Regions from separate parts of the Homo sapiens genome. Here region 2 is linked to region 1. The links are chromatin loops, found by intact Hi-C in ENCODE. Cell type or tissue: IMR-90. All regions are shown on one strand. Each heading gives the region's core, and the rest is flanking DNA. Links, peaks and the distances in the headings are about the cores only.

What was found. Hi-C counts contacts between places; a loop is a spot of excess contacts. Peaks named below come from ENCODE experiments on the same cell type or tissue, not always from the same donor. Only the 100,000 strongest peaks of a DNase experiment are listed, where the experiment ranks them.
Region 2: a loop joins it to region 1, with 4 times the contacts of the local background. A loop is called at or near these places in 4 of 110 quality-filtered maps.

The regions. Positions count from the first base shown.
Region 1 is chrX:74,417,196-74,426,864 of GRCh38, reverse strand. It overlaps SLC16A2 (solute carrier family 16 member 2), which reads right to left and starts at 5,372. Exons shown (of 6, transcript NM_006517.5): 1 at 4,798-5,372. The coding sequence starts at 5,227. It overlaps LOC105373252 (a long non-coding RNA gene), which reads left to right and starts at 6,217. Exons shown (of 2, transcript XR_007068267.1): 1 at 6,217-6,559. In IMR-90, for the core only: a CTCF peak has its summit at 3,658 (motif pointing right); DNase peaks (open chromatin) are centred at 4,104 and 5,424; H3K4me3 peaks cover 3,396 bases; H3K27ac peaks cover 3,396 bases.
Region 2 is chrX:74,546,551-74,556,219 of GRCh38, reverse strand. No RefSeq gene overlaps it. Among named protein-coding and RNA genes, the nearest start is that of RLIM, 63 kb to the left of the region's middle. In IMR-90, for the core only: a CTCF peak has its summit at 5,714 (motif pointing right); a DNase peak (open chromatin) is centred at 5,739; H3K4me3 peaks cover 218 bases.

The DNA.
Region 1 (9,669 bases), core at 450-8,449:
ATGATGTATATAGGGCTTTTCCTTGCTTTCCCAATCTTCTCCCAATCCATCCTCACTGTCATTCAGGCAGCTTAACGAACTTTTATTTACTTAAATGAGTCAAAATGTATGACATATGAATAGTAAAGAATAAGATATCACATAATTTTAGAAGGATAGAATGGTAGGGCTAGAAAGTTTATTTAGTCAAACCCTCTCATTTTATAGATAGATAAACTGACATACAGAGAGGTGAAGTGCCTGTCCAAAGTCACAGAATAAGTTAGGGGCACAAGTTGTCTAAGTCACAGTTACTGCCTAGCTGGTATCACTGAGACTGCCAGCTTTGGGGAGTCCAGATTTGGCCCTGGGTCTTGCTTTTTTAGACTTAGAATGAGCATTTGAGGCCACTGTACAGTGATCCAGGCATCCAGCCTCAACCAGCTACCCCAACTCAAACAAGCATCCTCCTGGTTGGCCTCCAAATGACCCAATCTCTTATTCTCATCCCTTTCAGTATCAGTCATGGTCATAGTTCAAGATCCCATTTGGTTGGAAAGGGGGCAGGGGAATGACGTGAGAGATGCCTGGCCAAGGGCTGTGTGGCTTGAAGCACCACAGCAGGCGCTAAGCCAACCTGATCTAGCTCTGCTGGACAGTAGTCAAGAGCCTTCAGCTGAAGTCAAGAGATTGGCAGATTTGCTCAAAATACACTTTGCTCCCAAAGTCAGCAATTTAGTGTTACAGTCCAGTGAGACACTGAACCAAGCAATGAAAACCCCTAAGGTGAGAAGGAGAAAGACAGCCTACTCTACCTGGCCCCACCCAACCTTGGGACTCTTGGTTCACCCAAAGGCAGAGTGTATCATTCTTCCCCATGCCTAGAAAATTCTGTTTCCATCAGAGTGGACCATCAGCCTGAACTATCTTGTGCCTAGTAGTGAACCTTCCTGACCATTGTCCCTTTCTCTGGTGATGAGAGCCTCAGCCTTGACCCCCCTTGGGAGCTTACAAGGACCATGCTTATAAACTGCCCAGTAAAACAAAAATGCCTTCCATATTTTTTGGCTCAATGGTGGACCGGCAGTCAAGTTTTACTCTGGAGTACTTTTAAAAAGACTTAAGCATAGAGCCAATGTTAGCAACTCTGGCTTGTTCTGCCTTGTCCTCTGAACTCCCAACCCTAACCCTATTGCAGGTCCAACTCACTTAGGGTCCCAATATTGAGCTGGGGCCTACAATCAATGGCGTCTTGCTTCTCTTTCCCCTCTTTCCTCCAAAAGGCTTCCCTACCACCCCAAGAAGCTATGCTTGGGCCTTTACTTTCCACAGAATTGCCTGGTTGCCTCCTGTCCTGTCTGCTGTTTGGTCTGGGTTGGGGAACTCACAAATTTCCCATGATCTTGGCAAGAAATACAGGCTCATTTCCCTCCTGATCTTTTTCCTTTTTTCACTAAACCAGAGTTTGATCACTTGCCTCCCTCTCAGGGACCTTTTGCCTGCCAATCCACCCAAGCCTAGGACCCAGGGAAAGTTGGCTTTCCTCCAAAACTGGTGAAGAGAGGGGATAAGATATACAGCTGGTGACACCACAAAACTGTATACATCAAAGGGTCCACAAAAACTGCACATTGCATGCTCTAGTAAGGCCTGAATCCCATATCCCTTCTAACTTCTGTGGCTTTTTCCCATGCCCAGAGGCACTCTGATGTGGAGCTGTTCCTCAAACATCAAAACTACCTTTCTTCCCAGCTACTTGGGAGGCTGAGGCAGTAGGACTGCTGGAGGCCAGGAGTTTGAGACCAGCCTGGGCAACATAGCAAGAGTCTGTTTTTAAATAAATAAATAAATAAATAAAAATTAGCCAGGTGTGGTGGCGCATGCCTGTAGTTCTAGCTACTTGAGAAGCTGAGGTGGGACGATTGCTTGTGCCCAGGAGTTTGAAGGTGTCGTGAAATATGACTGCGCCACTGCACTCCAACCTGGTCAACAGAGCAAGATCCCATCTCTAAAAATAAAGTATAAGAAACTACCTTTCTGTGGGGCTTCCTCACAACAATCCCAATCATCTGCAGGACCTTCCACCCATTAAGCCACTCAACACAGCTTTAGGTCTGTGAAGATATTAGGCCTAGTCAAAGAGAAATTGGGTTACGAGGTGCCTCCAAACACCAAATTCATAGACTCTTAGAGATGGAAGTCATGTCAGATATTAATAAAAATGGACGATGCACCAAATTCCTTGAGCGTGGGGGTGTACATTCTGTTTCTCCCAGAATGGCTATTGGACAAATACTGGCTGATAAAAATGACACAAACTTCTATTAGCTTCTTCTATCCCTTTGAGACACCAGTGCTGTGGCACAGACGGCTGGGAAATTTTGAGTAAACAGCAGAAAGTGTCTGCAGGCAAAGACATTCAGAATCTCAGGATCTGAATGGTTGCTTGGGAAAGTTGAAGAGCTCAGCAAAGGTAGTACTGAGGATGAGATTTTCTAGGAGCTCCATGTGATAGGGTGTTCCTGACTTTTCCAAAATAAAAACTGTGGTGTCCCTAAGAACCTCTAGTATAAAAAATAATGTCAGTGAGTTCAAGATACACCACAGCAAGGACCCAAGCCAAAGTATTCTGAGACCCTAGGGACATACCAAATTCCTTTCTGTTTCTTCCTGACCTATACTCACTATAATTTAAACCAGTGACCTCAGCCCCTCAGTGAACCTGGTCTGTGTCAGAGTATGCACTAGCCACACCTCTGCATAGCCAACTGCACCCCCACCACCACCCCCACCCTCTAGCTGCACTGTGAGGTCTTGACCGGAAAGTCCCAGCCAGCCCTCCCCCTGAGTCCCCTATGATCACCTACTTTGAAGTCTGTTCCCCAGCAGTGAGCCTCTTCCTGGTAAAATAGTGGTTTTTCCAAGTTTTATTATACACTCCTAAGATCACAGCTCTAGGCCTCCTCACACCATATAAATGCCAGGGCCTAGCTTCAGCCTAGCCTCTACTGCTTCTCATCAAGTTTCACTCAGACTTTGCCACTCACTGATCCTGAAGGCCAACAGCCTGCCTTCAACCACAGGGCAATGCTCAGCAGGTGCCCTTGGAGGTAACCTAGGCAACAGCATGAGTCCCTACACTGCCTGCTTTCCCAGGAGCCCCTGAACTGCATCAAAGCAGGGAAAAAGGTGGTCCCAGGGGTGACTGTGGCAGCCATCTTCCCCGCAGAAGTTGCTCTACACTGTCCCAGGACCCCTCCATTCCAGCATCACAGTGGGCCTGGGTAGTCAAGAGACTTCCTTTGACAACCACTGACGCACTATCTTCATCGGGGCCTGCACACCGCTGCTGTGCCAATGGATCACAAGGTCTGAGGCACCAAGATCCCCAAAGCCCCTTCTGCCAGGGAAGTCCAGCAAAGCTGCAAACTAAAACCACAAGTCCTGGAGAGGGCCCAGGGAATCCACAGGTGGACACTCCAGAATTCAAGGTTTCTATGTTCACTTAATAATTCCCAGGTCCCCTCAAATGGCAGTAGAAATATGTGGGGGTTGGAGGTTGGCGAGAGGATGGAACTCCTCAGTCCGAGGGCAACACTGCGAAAAGCCACATATTCTGAGTTGTGAACTTGGGGCTGGTGGCAAGAGTCGAGCTGTCCTGAGGAGCCACGAGAGGGAGCAAGCCTTGCCAGAGAGGGCATCCCAATCCCCCGTCTTCGTCTGAATCCCTCACCAGAACTGCTGAGGGATTTCGCCAGCGGCTTTGCTGGGAAAGCGAGATGGTTCCTCTGACTTCTCCCAGCTCACAGGCGGCCTCAATGAGAAGAGCGCACACGCCTGGGGTCTTGCGTCCACTGGCCTGGAAAGCGAGGGCTATGCCCCCCAACTCTGTCTGAGATCAAGTCAGCTCCAGGGGAAAGCTGGAATGGCGGGTCTGGCACTCAGGCTGTAGGCCGAACGAGGCACCCCACCGGTAGCAGAGAGGCGCGGGTTGCCGGGGAAGGCAGGGCTGAAGTTGGGGGCGGTGCGGAGTGAGCAGCAGGGCCCAGCCTGCCTGCGGCCTCACGCCTCTCTGGCAGGAGACTGCGGAGACCGCCTCCCCGCCCGCTCTGGGGCTCGGCTCATAGGGCACGGAGATCCATTCACTCCCGCGGGGCGGCAGAGGACTGCCGGGCCCAGCTGGGCCGTAACGGCGGCGGCCAGAGACGCACTCACACCCCGACTCGAACTCCCTCCCTCCCTTTCTCTCTTGCAGACACGCACGCCTGCCATGTGTTTGACTCTTCGCTCATAGTCATCAGGATTCCTAAAGTGTTTTTAACAGAAAACACCTCCGTTTCCCCAAAGGAACCGGGGGGCTGCTGCGGAGATCAGCGGTACAGTGCTTCTCTCAGAGCCCGCCCCGCCTCTCAATTCTCTCCTCTCCTCATGACTTCTCCCCACCTCCAAAAAAAAAAAAAGTCCTGCAAATATTTTCCCCCAGCACACAGGGGCAAAGGTACCTTAAACCTGAAAGGTGCATTTAGATTTGTCCCAGGGCAAAAAAAAGTCCATTGCTTGCCAAGGATCAATGAATGTCCCAGTTCGTACCCCCGGGACGCCTTGCACCTAGTCTCCCCAGTCCAAGCTGCCCAAAGCCCCGCAACCCGCACCCTAGGAGAGCCATGGAAAGGGGCAAGGGGCAAGGGGTAAGGGGTAAGGGGAGGAGTCGGAGAGGCGCGTTGGAGGGGCGCCTCGGACCGGGAGGTATGGGGTCGGTGGCAGCGGGAGCGGCCAACCTTGCCCAAAATGCCAAGTGGGGCGTGCGGGGCCACTCACCTGCTTGGAACTCCACTTGGCGATTTTTTTCCTTTTCCTCCTCTAGCAGCATGGAGTAGAGGATCCCGACAGAGTTATGGATGCCGAAGATGGAGCCGTTGCACCAGGTGGCAGCGAACACCACCACCCAGCCGAAGCCACCTTCGGGAGGCTGGAAGCCGCGCGCGGTGCCGCGGGTCTCTACCGTAGGCGTGGGCTCGGGTTCGTGCACCCGCTCGGACTCGAACTCCAGCTCCGGCAGGGGTGCGGGGTCCGGTAGGGGCTGGGGCTCCGGCTGGGGCTCGGGCGGGGGCACTGGCACGGGCTCGGGCTCGGGCTCAGGCTCCGGCTCAGACTCCGGCTCTGGGCTACCCACCGGCTCCTGCTGTTCCTGGTCTGCCTCCTGCCAGGGCCCCTTTGCTTCCTCGCTCGCCTGGCTTTGCAGCGCCATCGCGGCGGGGGGACTGTGGCTGCTTGGGCCAGAGGAGCCGCTTTGTGGCTGGTACTTGTTTCTGCTGCTGCAGCTGCTGCTGCTCGGAGGGCTGCTGCTGCCGCTGCCGCTGCCTCCTCCTCCAGGCTCCGCGCCCCAGCTGGCCAGCCCGTCCCGCGACAGACGGTCCCTCGAGCCCTCTCCTCCTCCTCCCACGTCCAACCCCCCTCCTCCTCTCCCCATGTCATCTCTCTCTCCTCCCCCTCCTCCACACCCCCCACCTCTTCCTCCCTCAACAGGCAGCCGCTACAGCCTCGCTCTTCTCCCCAGCCCTTCCTCCTCCTTTTACTCGCCTACCTACTCCAGCCGCCACTGCCTCCCCCAGCTCCCTTCCCAAACTACTGAACCCTGTTCTTGCCCGGATGCCCGTTAGAGGAAAAGTTAAAATGGAAAAAAGGAAGCACAAACTATCCTGTTCTCCTGCCCTCTTTTCCCCGCAGGCTCTAGAACCGACACTGATCAACCCCGAGCCTCGGGAAGACCCCTCCTATTTTTTGCTCCCATACCCTCCTTCCTCACAAGCAGCCCGCAACTGAGGTGGCACCGGGGACCCTAGGACGACAGCTGGCCCGCGAGGAACCCCACCCTGCCCTCAGGAGCTCCCATGTCCCTCCTTGGACTTGAGGAGGACGACCTGAGGGGACAGCCTGGGCCTCGGACAGCGGGTGGACACAATCTTCTCGAGCCCGAGGACTCGGCCCCCCGCGGTCCTGCGCACCCCCGGGAGTCTCCCCCTGCCCCCGCTCTTCCCGGCAAATCCCTGGCGGCCTGGGAGGGGAGGAGGCGGCCATGCAGCGAGGCCCGCCCCTCCGGGCAGTCAATCAGGGCTTTGTTTGCGCCAACCTGGAGCCCGGAGGAGCCTCAGAGGGCCGGGTCTGGGCCGGGCCAGGGCCGGGCCGGGTCTGGGCCGGGCCAGGGCCGGGCCAGGGCCGAGTGTGGGCCAGGAGCCGGGCCAGGAAGGGAGGGAGGTGGCACCAGTGGGGGCCGGGCCCAGGCCCAGTCGGGAGCCGAAGCTCAGTTCAAGCTCCTCCCGACAATCTGTCCCGGACTTAGGAGGAACGAGTTGGAGTCGGGTCCAGCCGCCAGTTTGGGATTGGGCTGCCCCGCCCCCGATATCTCGGCTGGGCTGGTCCCTCAGGCCTCGGCCGCGGCTTTTCAGGTGCTGGAGACTCAGCGGAGCTGCAAGCGGACGGATGTCTTCCCAGCACCCACCGCCCCCTTCCGCCCACCTCAGGCATGCAGACATGGGAGTCCCACTGTATGTCGCAGACTGAGGCCCCAGCCCCACTGAGGGTAAGGGAGAGTTTGTTCCCCAGGAAGCGCGCCGGGTCAGGGAGAAGGAAAGGTGGGGGATCTGTCTTTCTGGTGGCCGGGCACTCAGCAGGGGTGCGCAGGGGTGCCCAGCCTCAGCCCTCAGGGCCCGCTCGGCGATACCGGGAAGCTCTGCCTCCCCTAAGGGTCTACGCGTCTAATGCACTAAACGTGAAGTCGTGGTGTCGTTACCAAGCTACTCGGCTTCCACGAGCGGGCGGGCGAGTGGCAAGACCTTTCTACCCTGCATCTCATTAACCCTCCTGATAAGTGAAAGACTGCATAGCCAGAGGTGATGCAGCTCCGGGGCTGCGTGGCTGCGCTAGATGCCTGTAAATACAGTCATTAAGCACCTGAGGGCTGGCGGAGCTGGGTGGAAGGATATAGACGTCCTGAGGGGCTTGCGCTGCCATATGAGAGGAATCAGCCAAATTCAAAAATCACAGGGCCACGCCACTCAGCAGGGAAGGCATTGCCCGAACAGAGCACGTCCCTTATTGCCCTAAGGTTTATTATTACCTGCTTTTTTGCACGAAAACTGAGGCTCAACGAGGTCAAGGCATTTATTAGCCTAAGATCATGGGCCAAGTCAAGGACAAGCTAGAATTCAAGGCAGGTCTCCATATAACGAGAAGCTTCATGCTCCCTGTGTTTCACCAAAAGAGTCTAGGATTTGAGGCTCCCTGGGAGGAGACAGAGGAGGGAAGGCAGGATCTGACTGCACTATCACAGTGGGCTTCTGGAAGAGGTGGTGTTCAAGATGGGCCTGGAATTTTTTTTTTCTTTTTGAGACAGTCTCGCTCTGTAGCCCAGGCTGGAGTACAGTGGCGCCATCTCGGCTCACTGCAACCTCCGATCCCTGGTTCAAGCGATTCTTCTGCCTCAGCCTCCCGAGTAGCTGGGATTACAGTCGTGCGCCACCACACCCGCTAAGTTTTGTATTTTTAGTAGAGATGGGGTTTCACCATGTTGGCCAGGCTGGTTTCAAACTCCTGACCTCAAATGATCCACCCGCCTCGGCCTCCCAAAGTGTTGGGATTACAGGCATGAGCCACCGTTCCTGCAAGGCCTGGAATGTTGAGTAGGATTTTAAAAGGCCAAGGGTAGGGGAAGGTGGTCCCCTACATCAGAGCATGCTTTGAGCTCAAAGCACAGAGCTATAGAGTCTACTCACAGAAAGAGGGAAGTGAAGGCTAATCAGGCCAGAAAGTTAATATGTATGCCGTCTGCCTCTCCTAGGAAACGTTTACATTTTAATAAAAATTCATAATGCTTCAGCTACGAGGAGTGACAAGTCATGGACACTATGGGCACCGGGGCTTAAGGTCTGCTTTTTAGTCAGGGGTCTCCCCATACATATGACCACCTGTTGCCCCAGGAGAACACTAGTTTGGTTTCCACTTGCAGGGAACCTGATTGAAGAAGACCCTAAAAATAGTTATTTCCTACCCCGGAACTAGGAATAGACCCTGGAATCTTGCATCCATCTAGATTCTTACTATCTTGAATTCTACTTCCCTCATTGTTTAAACTGGTTTTTAGATCACTGGAATGGGAGTATGGGTGGGTGATGACCCTCACTGAGAATCTCCTGTGAATCTAGCACTGTGCTAGGCCCTTTATATATGAGATCTTATATAATCTTCATAACATTACTATAAGATTGGGATGATTTGTTCCCATTTTGTAAATGAGGAAATGGAGGCTCCAAGAGGCTAAGTTACTTGTTTTAAGTCTACAAAGCTAGTAAGAGGTAGAACAGGGATCTTTGCTCATTTGTGTGGGTTTCAAAGTATGTGCCCCACCCAGAAGACAGAATTATGTAACTGCCATTTCACCATTCTAGTAACATATGCAGTACTACCATTTCTCCCCTCTTTAGAAGATACTTTATAACGGCTAAATCACTGGCATCAGGAGACCAGGGTTTTAACCTTGGTTCTACCGCTGCATGCCTGTATGATCCTAAGCAATTTCTTTTCCCTTTCTGAGCCTCAGTTTATCTGCAAACTACTTTGCAGAGTTACTAAATGCCATGCTAAGAGGTAAACGCTTTATTTTTGATATATAATACAAGATCACCACTGTTTTGAGTAGGAGAGTAACATCAGAACTGCATCTTAGAAAGAATATTGTGGTGACAGTTTAGATCAGGGGTCCCCAAACCGCTGGCCACAGACTGATACCAAGACCATGGCCTGTGAGGAACCAGGTCACACAGCAGGAGGTGAGCGGCAGGTGAGTGAGCATTACCACCTGAGCTCTGCCTCCTGTCAGATCTGCCGCAGCATTAGATTCTCATAGGAGTGCGAACCCTATTGTGAATTGCGCATGCAAGGGATCTAGGTTGCGCATTCCTTATGAGAATCTAACTGCTTGATGATCTGAGGTGGAACGGTTTCATCCTGAAACCATCCCCCTCAACCCCTGTCCCGTGGAAAAATTGTCTCCCACAAAACCAGTCCCTGATGCCAAAAAGTTGGCGACTGCCGGTTTAGATGATGGCATGGAAAGATAAGATGTAAGGAAACGAACCAATAGACTAAGTCAAAAAAAAATGTTGATGATCTGGAACGGGCACAGTGGCTCATGCCTGTAATCCCAGCACTTTGGGAGACTGAGGCGGGCAGATCACTTGAGGTCAGGAGTTCGAGACCAGCCTGGCCAACATGGTGAAACCCCATCTCTACCAAAATTACAAAAATTAGCTGGGCATGGTGGAGGCTGAGGCAGGAGAATGGCTTAAACCCAGGCGAGAGAGGTTGCAGTGAGCCGAGATCGAACCACTGCACTCCAGCCTGAATGACAGAGTGAGACTCTGTCTTAAAAAAAGAAGAAAAAAAGGTGATCATCTGAAATAGGGCACTGACTATGGAAATGGAGACAAAGGGATATCTCTGTCAATCATTGTTATGGTAGAGTTGATAGAACAGATTTGTGTAATGAGAGAAAGGGAAGAAACTGACATTTCTTGCTTGAGTAAAGGAAAGGATGGTATAGTGTTAATGGAGATTGGGAATTAGGAGCTGAATCAGGTTTGAAGTGCCTGTGGCTTCCTGTCTCTTTTCCCCTGGCCCCCAAACAATCCTGTC
Region 2 (9,669 bases), core at 1,174-9,173, 130 kb before region 1:
CACACCTGTAATCCCAGCACTTTGGGAGGCTGAGGCAGGCAGATCACCTGAGGTCAGGAGTTCGATACCAGCCTGACCAACATGGAGAAACCCCGTCTCTACTAAAAATACAAAATTACCTGGGCATGGTGGTGCATGCCTGTAATCCCAGCTACTCGGGAGGCTGAGGCAGGAGACTAGCTTGAACCTGGGAGGCAGAGGTTGCAGTGAGCCAAGATCATGCCATTGCACTCCAGCCTGGGCAACAAAAGCCAAACTCTGTAAAAAAAAAAAAAAAGAAAAAAGAAAAGAAAGGAAAGGAAGAAAGAGAAGAGAAAAGAAATAAAAGAGGCCTCCCATTGCTTTTGAAAAGTCCAGAATTCTCTCCGCTCTAATTGTGCATGTTGATAGACTAATTTAGGCATATCAAAAGTTCCCAATTGTTGCCAACAAAGCTTTGAGTCATCCTGGGTTATTTGCATCCAGGATCCTAAATATTCACAGGAGTTTTTCCCATAGTTTTAAACATATAGGCTGCTGGAGTTCCCAATGGTGGCTGGCCAGTGACCATTACTTTAGTGGGTGAACTACCTAAAGCACTCACCTAAAGAAGTCAACTTCAGAGTGTAACAATAGAGCAGGTGTTCCTGCTTAGAACATAAGAATTAAGGTCTACCTGCAAACCAGATGGATTGCCCTATTTAAAGAAAATAAAACCTCCTAGATCTCAACCTAAAAGGAGATCTTGGATCCAAGAATGCTTACCCAACTCTTTCCTACCATGCCAGAATTCAACTGGACCTTACAGCATCCTTGCTGGCACCTAGGCATTGATTGAGGCAGTAGAGGAAAAGAAATTGGGGACCACTTTGGATCCTATTCTCATCACCAGAAATGTTAACAAAATGACTATGAGATCTACAGAGGAAGAAAAAATGAGAAAACTTTTATTTTCAGAGCAACAGTCTGCAGAATGGAGAATGTAGCCTCCAGGGAAACTGTGAGTATGCATTCTACAGAAGGGAAGGAAACAGCAGCATTTAAGCCTTCCAGGACTTGTCTTACATGTATATTCATCAGGTTTGGTAATATCTATAAAATTTACAGGGAAAGTCAAGCACATGTGCAGTGAGTTAACATATGTAATATACATATTATGTTCACTTTGGGATGGGGTTTTAACATTAAAATAAGGTTGTTACAGGTAGTTAGGCATAAGCAGGGCAGGAGAGGGCTCTCCCCTCAACCCACCAGGAATGTCAGGCAACCATCAGGTGATGGCTCAGCAGTTACCACACCGCCTCTCTAAAAATGACAATTTGGCAGCCGGTGCCAGGGAGAGACAATCTCCTGAAGGTCCACAGCTGTCACACTAAAGTGTTAATTGAACACAAGTGCCAGGGAGAGGCAACTTCCCAAACAGATAAAAACACTTGAGATTGGTAATTGGCTTTCAGTAAAATCTCAGGAGTTGGGCGAGTGAGCCTGGGCATGTGCATTAAGAGACAAAATGGTGGATTCCACCAGAAAAGGGAAGAAAGCCTCAGATGGGCACGCATACAACTTCCTAAACACACTGCGCATGCTCACTTCCCAAGCATAAGGGCATTGCGCATGAGGGCAGCCCACCCTAAGGGAAGAATCATGGGAAAGGGGTACAAGACGCCGAAGGTGGGCCCGCATATAAAGTCCTAGCATCAAGGTTAAATGCTGCACTTGTCCTTCAAGTTGCTTGCTTGGGTCTCTTCCAAGTGTACTTTCTTTCTTTCCTGCTCTAAAGCTTTTTAAATAAACTTCCACTTCTGCTCTGAAACTTGCCTCAGTCTCTTTTTCTGCCTTATGCCCCTCAGTTGAATTCTTTCTTCTGAAGAGGCAAGAATTGAAGTTGCTGCAGACCTGTACAGATTTGCCACTGATAACTCAGATACCTTCTAACCCAACAAGGTGGAATTTGCCTTTTTAAGTCAACAGGTGAACTATAGGGCACAAAGACATTTTGTGCACAGTCTCTGTAAACTGGCTGGAACTGGTTTAGGGTCTTTAGCTGTTTATCAGGAATGAATTTTTGTAAGGTTAATCTATCCAGTTGGTGCCACTGGCAGGATCCTCAAGGCAGACGTGTCCCAGTTGGCTGGTGGTCAGGCAGTCCACAGGGGTCAGTTGGGCAGTGTTTTGTTAGAACATGTTCCTGCCTACTTGTAGGAAGGAAAACCTTATGGCATTTAACAAACCTTATAGTATTTAACAAACCTTATAGTAATTAACAATGTAGGAGTACATGACTAATCCCTTTTCCTTGCCATGGTGGCTTACTTTTTCTCTTTTTTAGAGACAGAGTCTTGCTCTGTCATCCAGGCTGGAGTGCTGTGGCATGATCATAGCTTACTGCAGCCTTAATCCTGGGTTCAAGCAATCCTCCTGCAACAGCCTCCTGAGTGCATGGCTAGGACTACAGGTGTGTGCCACCATGTCTGGGTAATTTTTTATTTTTGTAGAAACAGGGTCTCACTGTTTTGCCCAGGTTGGTCTTGAACTCGTGGGCTCAAGCCATCCTCCCACCTCAGCCTCCTGTGCTGTTGGGATTATAAGTGTGAGCCACCGTGGCCCGCTGTGGCCACTTAATTTTCTCTCAAATCTCTCATCTCAGCCACAGAGTCCATCTCATCTGTAAGCTGGCATTATAATGTTGATACCTTTATTTATTTTTATTTTTTTATTTTTTATGTTTTTTTGAGACAGAGTCTCGCTCTGTCGCCCAAGCTGGAGTGCAGTGGTGCCATCTCGGCTCACTGCAACCTCTGCCTCCTGGGTTCAAGCAATTCTCCTGCCTCAGTATCCCAAGTAGCTGGGATTACAGGCGCATGCCACCACAGTCAGCTAATTTTTGTATTTTTAGTAGAGACAGGGTTTCACCAGGTTGGCCAGGATGGTCTTGATCTCCTGACCTCGTGATCCGCCCGCCTCGGCCTCCCGAAGTGCTGGAATTACAGGCGTGAGCCACCGCACCCAGCATGTTGATACCTTTAACTCCTGATTTCCTCTTAGCAATTTTCCATCCTCTGACCTCCATCCTGGTCCTTGGCTGTAAAGTCCCACTGGCCCATGCTGTATTTGGAGTTGAGCCCAATCTCTCTCCCCGACTGCAAGACCCCGTTGCAGTGGTTCTTATACCTATCACGATGGTCCTGAATAAAGTCTTCCTTACCATGCTTGAATAAGTATAATTGAATACTTTTTAAAATACACACACAGAGGCCGGGTACGGCGGCTCATGCCTGTAATCCCAGCACTTTTGGAGGCCGAGGCAGGTGGATCACTTTAGGTCAGGAGTTTGAGACCAGCCTGGTCAACATGGTGAAACCCCAACTCTACTAAAAATATAAAAATGGCTGGGTGCGGCGGCTCACGCCTGTATCCCAGCACTTTGGGAGGCTGAGGTGGGCGGATCACCTGAGGTCGGGTGTTTGAGACCAGCCTGATGAATATGGAGAAACCCCAACTCTACTAAAAAAAAAAAAAAATACAAAATACAAAATTAGCTGGGCATGGTGGCACATGCCTGTAATCCCAGCTACTCGGGAGACTGAGGAAGGAGAATCACTTGAACCCGGGAGGCGGAGATTGCGGTGAACCGAGATCACGCCATTGCACTCCAGCCTGGGCAACAAGAGCAAAACTCCGTCTCTAAATAAATAAATAAATAAATTTAAAGAAATAAAAAAATTAGCTGGGCGTGGTGGCAGGCACCTGTAATCCCAGCTACTCAGGAGGCTGAGACAGGAGAACCGCTTAAACCCGGGAGGCGGAGGTTGCAGCGAGCAGAGATCACGCCATTGCACTCCAGCCTGGGCAACAGAGCGAGACTCTGTCTCAAAAACAAACAAACAAAAACAAACAAACAAAAAAAAAAACACGTGGGAGACACCCAAGGAAAAATGAGTAAAATGAGTAAAAATGAATTTGTTCAACTGAAACAAAGAAAGTGGGGTTGGGGTGGAGGGTGCGGTAATGGGGAGGTAACCAGGAAAAGGACAGTAAACAAGGGTAAGGTTTGTAATGCAGATTTAAGTTGATGTCTTCCCTATTGATAAGAATCTCTCATGATTTAGTCATCCTTCTTTTCTTGGTACTGAGGGAGAGACACCCTTGCAAATGAAGATTTTCTTTATAGATGTAAATTTCCCTTATAAAAGGGTAACTTCTACTCTGTATTCAGAGCTTCTCTTGCATCTGCAGTTTCTCAAAACAATCAGCTCAAAATAATCCTTATGCCAAAAAAGGCATACTTTTGAGTGGCATATTCTAGTCTTCTACAATCATATTTTGTGGTGGCATATTCTAGTCTTACACTGTCTTCTCAAGTGGCTGTATCATTATGCATTCCACAAGCAATGAATGAAAGTTTATGGTTTGTCATTGTTTTAGTTCAGCAGGTCTAATAAATAGCAGTTTCAACAAGTGTGCAGTGCTATCTCATTGTTCGTTTGTTTTTTTAGACCGAGTCGCACTCTTGTTTCCCAGGCTGGAGTGCAGTAGCGCGATCTCGGCTCACTGCAACCTCCACCTCCCGGGTTCAAGCGATTCTCCTGCCTCAGCCTCCCGAATAGCTGGGATTACATGCATGCGCCATCACACCCGAACAATTTTTGTATTTTTAGTAGAGACGGGGTTTCGACATGTTGGCCAGGCTGGTCTCGAACCCCTGACCTCAAGTGATCTGCCCACCTCGGCCTCCCAAAGTGTTAGGATTACAAGCGTGAGCCACTTGCGCCTGGCAGTGCTGTCTCGTTGTTGTAATTTGCAATTCGCTAATGATATGTGATATTGAGCATCTTTCTGTATGCTTATTTGCCATCTGCATACCTTATTTGGCGAGGTGTCTCTTTATATCTTACCCATTTTTAATTGGGTTGTCTTATTTTTTAGTTTTGAGAGTTCTTTGAGTATTTTGAATACAAATCCTTTCTCAGATATGTATTTTACAAATATTTTGTCCTGTCTGTGGCTTCTGTTTTCATTCTTTGAACATGGTCTATCACAGACATGTGTAACATTTTTAATGTTATAATATCCATATTATTAACTTTTGTGCGTGGATCAGCTCTTGGCATTGTATGTTAAATCTCATCACCAAACCCAAGGTCACGTAGATTTTCTTCTATGTTTTCTTCTAGAATTTTGATAGTTTTGCATTTTTAATTTGTCTACGGACTATTCTGAGTAAATTCTTGCATAAATTGTAAAATTTGTATCTATGTTCATTTCATTCCATATGGTTTCAAATGACTTGTTCCTTCAGCATTTTTGTTAAAGACCGGGATAGTGGGCTCCATTTTAGTTTGAATTTCCAAAATTACGGCACTGAATAATATGCACATTGAATTTTTTTTTTTTTTTAATTTGAGATGGAATCTCACTTTGTTGCCCAGGCTGGAGTGCAGTGGCACCATCTCGGCTCACTGCAACCTCCACCTGCTGGGTTCAAGCGATTCTCTTGCCTCAGCCTCCGGGGTAGCTGGGATTACAGGCGCGCACCACCACGGCCGGCTAATTTTGTATTTTTAGTAGAGACGGGATTGCACCATTTTGGCCAGGCTGGTCTCGAACTCCGTACCTCTGGTGATCCACCTGCCTCTGCCTCCCAAAGGGCTGGGATTACAGGCTGCACATTGAATTTAATTGATTCAGCAGGACAGCCAGGAGGGGGCGCACGGCTACCGCTACACAGTGAGCGCTGAGAATCTCGCACTGTCTCTGGTGGCCAGCAGGGGGCGCGCGAACCCGCCTTTTCTGACCCCATGAAGCGCCTTGTGTTCCGCTTATGGAGTTCAGCACCAAGCCCACTTCAAAGACAAGAGTTTCGTTTTCCTCAGCACAGACCTAAGGGGGCACCGTCTCACTTTAGGACAACTGGAGACAACGTCAATGGTGAATAAAAACCTTCCTGTTCGCAGCCGTGACTACTGAGGGGCAGTAAGTCTTCAGAGTACCCAGGAGAGGAAGGGCTTCAAGTGGAAAATTGGAAATAAAAAATCCTACTGTTTCCACCATACCTCAAGGTTCTTCTCCACAACCAAGGTGTAGTGGCCAGTAACATTATGTCCACACAGTGGCCTCTTAATACTAAAGTAACATTCAGACTCCTAGAAGAGCAATTGGTTTCACAGCTTTGGCTGATGTGGATTTGGGTCAGGCTTAGCCTCTATAACAAAGTTTGATATTGTTTCTGCTTTACTGAAATGATATTGACATGGTTGTTTTAAAAAAGTAGTTTACTTCCTAATAATTTCATACTTGTAGAAAACCTGCAATAGCAGTACAAAGTACTCTTTATCCTTTCTTTTAGATTCCCCAGTGGTTATTGCTGTATCAGATTCCCAATTTCACACAAAATACTCCAGTATATTTTACCCAAAGCAGGGACACTCTCCTAGGTAACCATCACATAATCCCCAAATCAGGAAGTACATGATTTCTACCTGACATTCCAATCTGCAGACCCATTTCACTTCACCACCTGCCTCAACTGGGAGAAAAAATGTCTTTTTCCATTCAGGTCCAGTTTTCTTTTTCTGGAACTGTTCCTGAGACTGTCCCTCAGTTTCACAACCTTGGTAGATCTAAAGAGCAGAGGTGACTCCAAACTAGATTTGCCCAGTGTTTCCTCCTGAGCAGACGCGGACCCTGCATTCCTGGCAGAAACACTCTGGCCTGATGCTATGGTCTCCTCAGTGCAGTCCACTGGGAGGAGCACAGATTCACCTGCCCACCATTGGTGAACTCAACTTGATAATGGCAAAATACTGATTCACAAACATACATCTCATTATGTCATTTTTTTTTTGATGGAGTTTCACTCTTGTTGCCCAGGCTGGAGTGCAATGGTGTGATCTTGGCTCACCGCAACCTCTGCCTCCTGGGTTCAAGTGAATCTCCTGCCTCAGCCTCCCGAGTAGCGGGGATTACAGACATGTGCCACCACACCTGGCTAATTTTTGTATTTTTAGTAGAGACGGGGTTTCTCCATGTTGGTCAGGCTGGTCTAGAACTCACGACCTCAGGTGGTCCACCTGCCTTGGCCTCCCAAAGTGCTGGAATTATAGGCATGAGCCACGGTGCCCAGCCCATGTCACTCTTCTGGTTTAACTTTGGCAATGGTTTCCCACTGGCCACAGGGCTTGAAAAATACATTCAGCTCTCCATATTAGCAGATTCCACATCCATAACCAAACAAGGATCAAAAACATAGTATTTGTGGGATGTGAAACCCACATATATGGAGGGCCAACTTTTTGTATCCACGGATTTCACAGGGCTCACTGCAGGACTTGAGTGCGTGTGGATTTTGGTATTGGTAGGAGTCCAGGAACCAATCCCCCATGGATACTGAGGGATGACTGTAGTTTCATATTACTATTATTTTGTTAAGGTTTACTACATCTATGTTTAGAAGGGATATTGTTCTGTAGTTTTCTGTCCTTGTGATGTCATCCCTTTGTTTGATATGTTTGTTTTGATCTGGGGTTGGGGTTGGATATAGTATTTAGGCTGTTTAGGATTAGAGGGTTAGGATTTAGATTTTAGGGGTTAAGGTATAAACAGGTTTGAGGTTTAGAGTTAGGGTTAGGTGTAGGGTTGAGGCTGGGGCTAGGGCTAGGGTCAGGGTTTAGGGGTTAAGGGGATAAGGCTAAAGGCCAGGTGCAGTGGCTCAGGTCTGTAATCCTGGCACTTTGGGAAGCTGAGATGGGTGGATTGCTTCAGTCCAGGAGTTCAAGACCAGCCTGGGCAACATGGCGAAACACTATCTGTACCAAAAAAAATTACTTTTAATGCAAAATCTGCAATTACTTCTGCACCGACCTAAATACAAAAAATTAGCTGGGGCCACGTGCAATGGCTCACACCTGTAATCCCAGCACTTTGGGAGACCAAGGAATTTGAGAATCTTGAGGCCAGGATTTTGAGACTAGCCTTGCCAACATGGTGAAACCCCGTGTCTACTAAAAATACAAAAATTAGCCAAGAGTGCTGGTGCACGCCTGTAACCCCAGTGACTTGGGAGGCTGAGGCATGAGAATTGCTTGAACCCAGGAGGCGAAGGTTGCAGGAGCCGAGATCGTGCCACTGCACTCCAGCCTGGGTGACAGAGTGAGACTCTGTCTCAAAATAAATAAAATAAAATAAAATAAAATAAAAATTAGCCATGCATGGTGGTGTGGACCTGTAGTCTCAGCTCCTTGGGGGGCTGAGGCAGGAGGATCACTTGAACCTGGGAGGTTGAGGCTGCAGTGAGCCAAGATCACGACACTGCACTCCAGCCTTGGTGACAAAGTGAGACCTTGTCTAAGGAGAAAAAAAAAAAAAAAGCTAGGTTTAGGGTTTTGGCTACAGCTACAGCTAGGGTTAGGATTGTTTCACTATTGCCTTCCCTTCTCTCACCGTTACCTTGTGGGTTAACTAGCATTCCCCCTAGGCTAACACCTTGCCTCTCTACTACATTTCCACCTGGTCCTATCCTTCTCTGGTCCTTCCACTCTTGTCTGGATTGTGGATCACCAAGTATTTACATGTATTTCAGAGGCTGCTCTGTGGAGCTGAAAGTCTCAGGGAGGAGAAAAGTGCACAAATTTGCACTCACCCCAGCTTACTCCTGTCATGCAGATATCTTTGCCTGTCTCCACTGTCACCTGCTCTGATAGTTGAGTCCACATCCACAGGGCCTATTTCTCCATCTGCAAGAGGAAGTGATCTCTAAGGCCTTTCTGGTGTAACCCCACCAGTGAGCTCTCCCAGGTGCACCCTCACCATTCTGCTCTCCTCCACCTACCCCCACAGTGTTGTACAGCCTCTGAGTCCCAGGACCTTGGCTGGGCAGGAAGCAGCAGGATCATGACCAGATACTGCCAGTCAAGGCCAGTCATGGCAGGTCAAATCTGGTAACAACAACAACAACAAAAAAAAGTGAAGACCCATCAAGGTCAGTCTAAGCCAGCCAAGGCCTGTCAAGACTGGTCAACGTCAGTCAAAAGTGGTCAAGACCAGTCAAAACTAGTCAAAGCTGGCCATGGCTGGTCTAATCTGGTAAAAGCCAGTCAACTCCAGTCAAGGCTAGTCATGACTAGTTAAGACCAGTTGAGGTTTGTGAAAGCTAGTCACAACTGGTTATTGTCAGTCACAGCTGGTGAAGTCTGATTATGGCTGGTCAAGGCCAGTCAAAGCTGGTCATGGCTGGTCAAGACAGGCCAAATCCAGCATGGTTGATCAAAGCCAGTCATGGCTGGCCAAGGCTGGTCATGGCTGGTCAAGATAGGCCAAAGCCAGTCACAGTTGGTCAAGGCCAGTCATAGCCAACCAAAGCTGGTCACAGGTAGCAAAGGCCAATCACAGTTGTTTAAGACCAGCCACGGCTGGTTAAAACTGGTCCAGGCCAGTCAAAGCCAGTCACAGCCAGTAAATACAGGACAAAGCTGGACACAGCTGGTCTAAGCCGATCAAAATCAGCCAATTCTGGCCAAAGCCAGTCATGACCAGTCAAAGCCAGTCACATGTGGTCAAGACCAGTCATGGCTGGTAAAAACTGGTCAATTCTAGTCAAAGCCAGTTATGGCTCATGAAGGCCAGTCACGACCAGTCAAAGCTGGTCATGGCCAGTGTAAGCCAGTCAAAATTGGTTAAGCTCTGTTATGACTG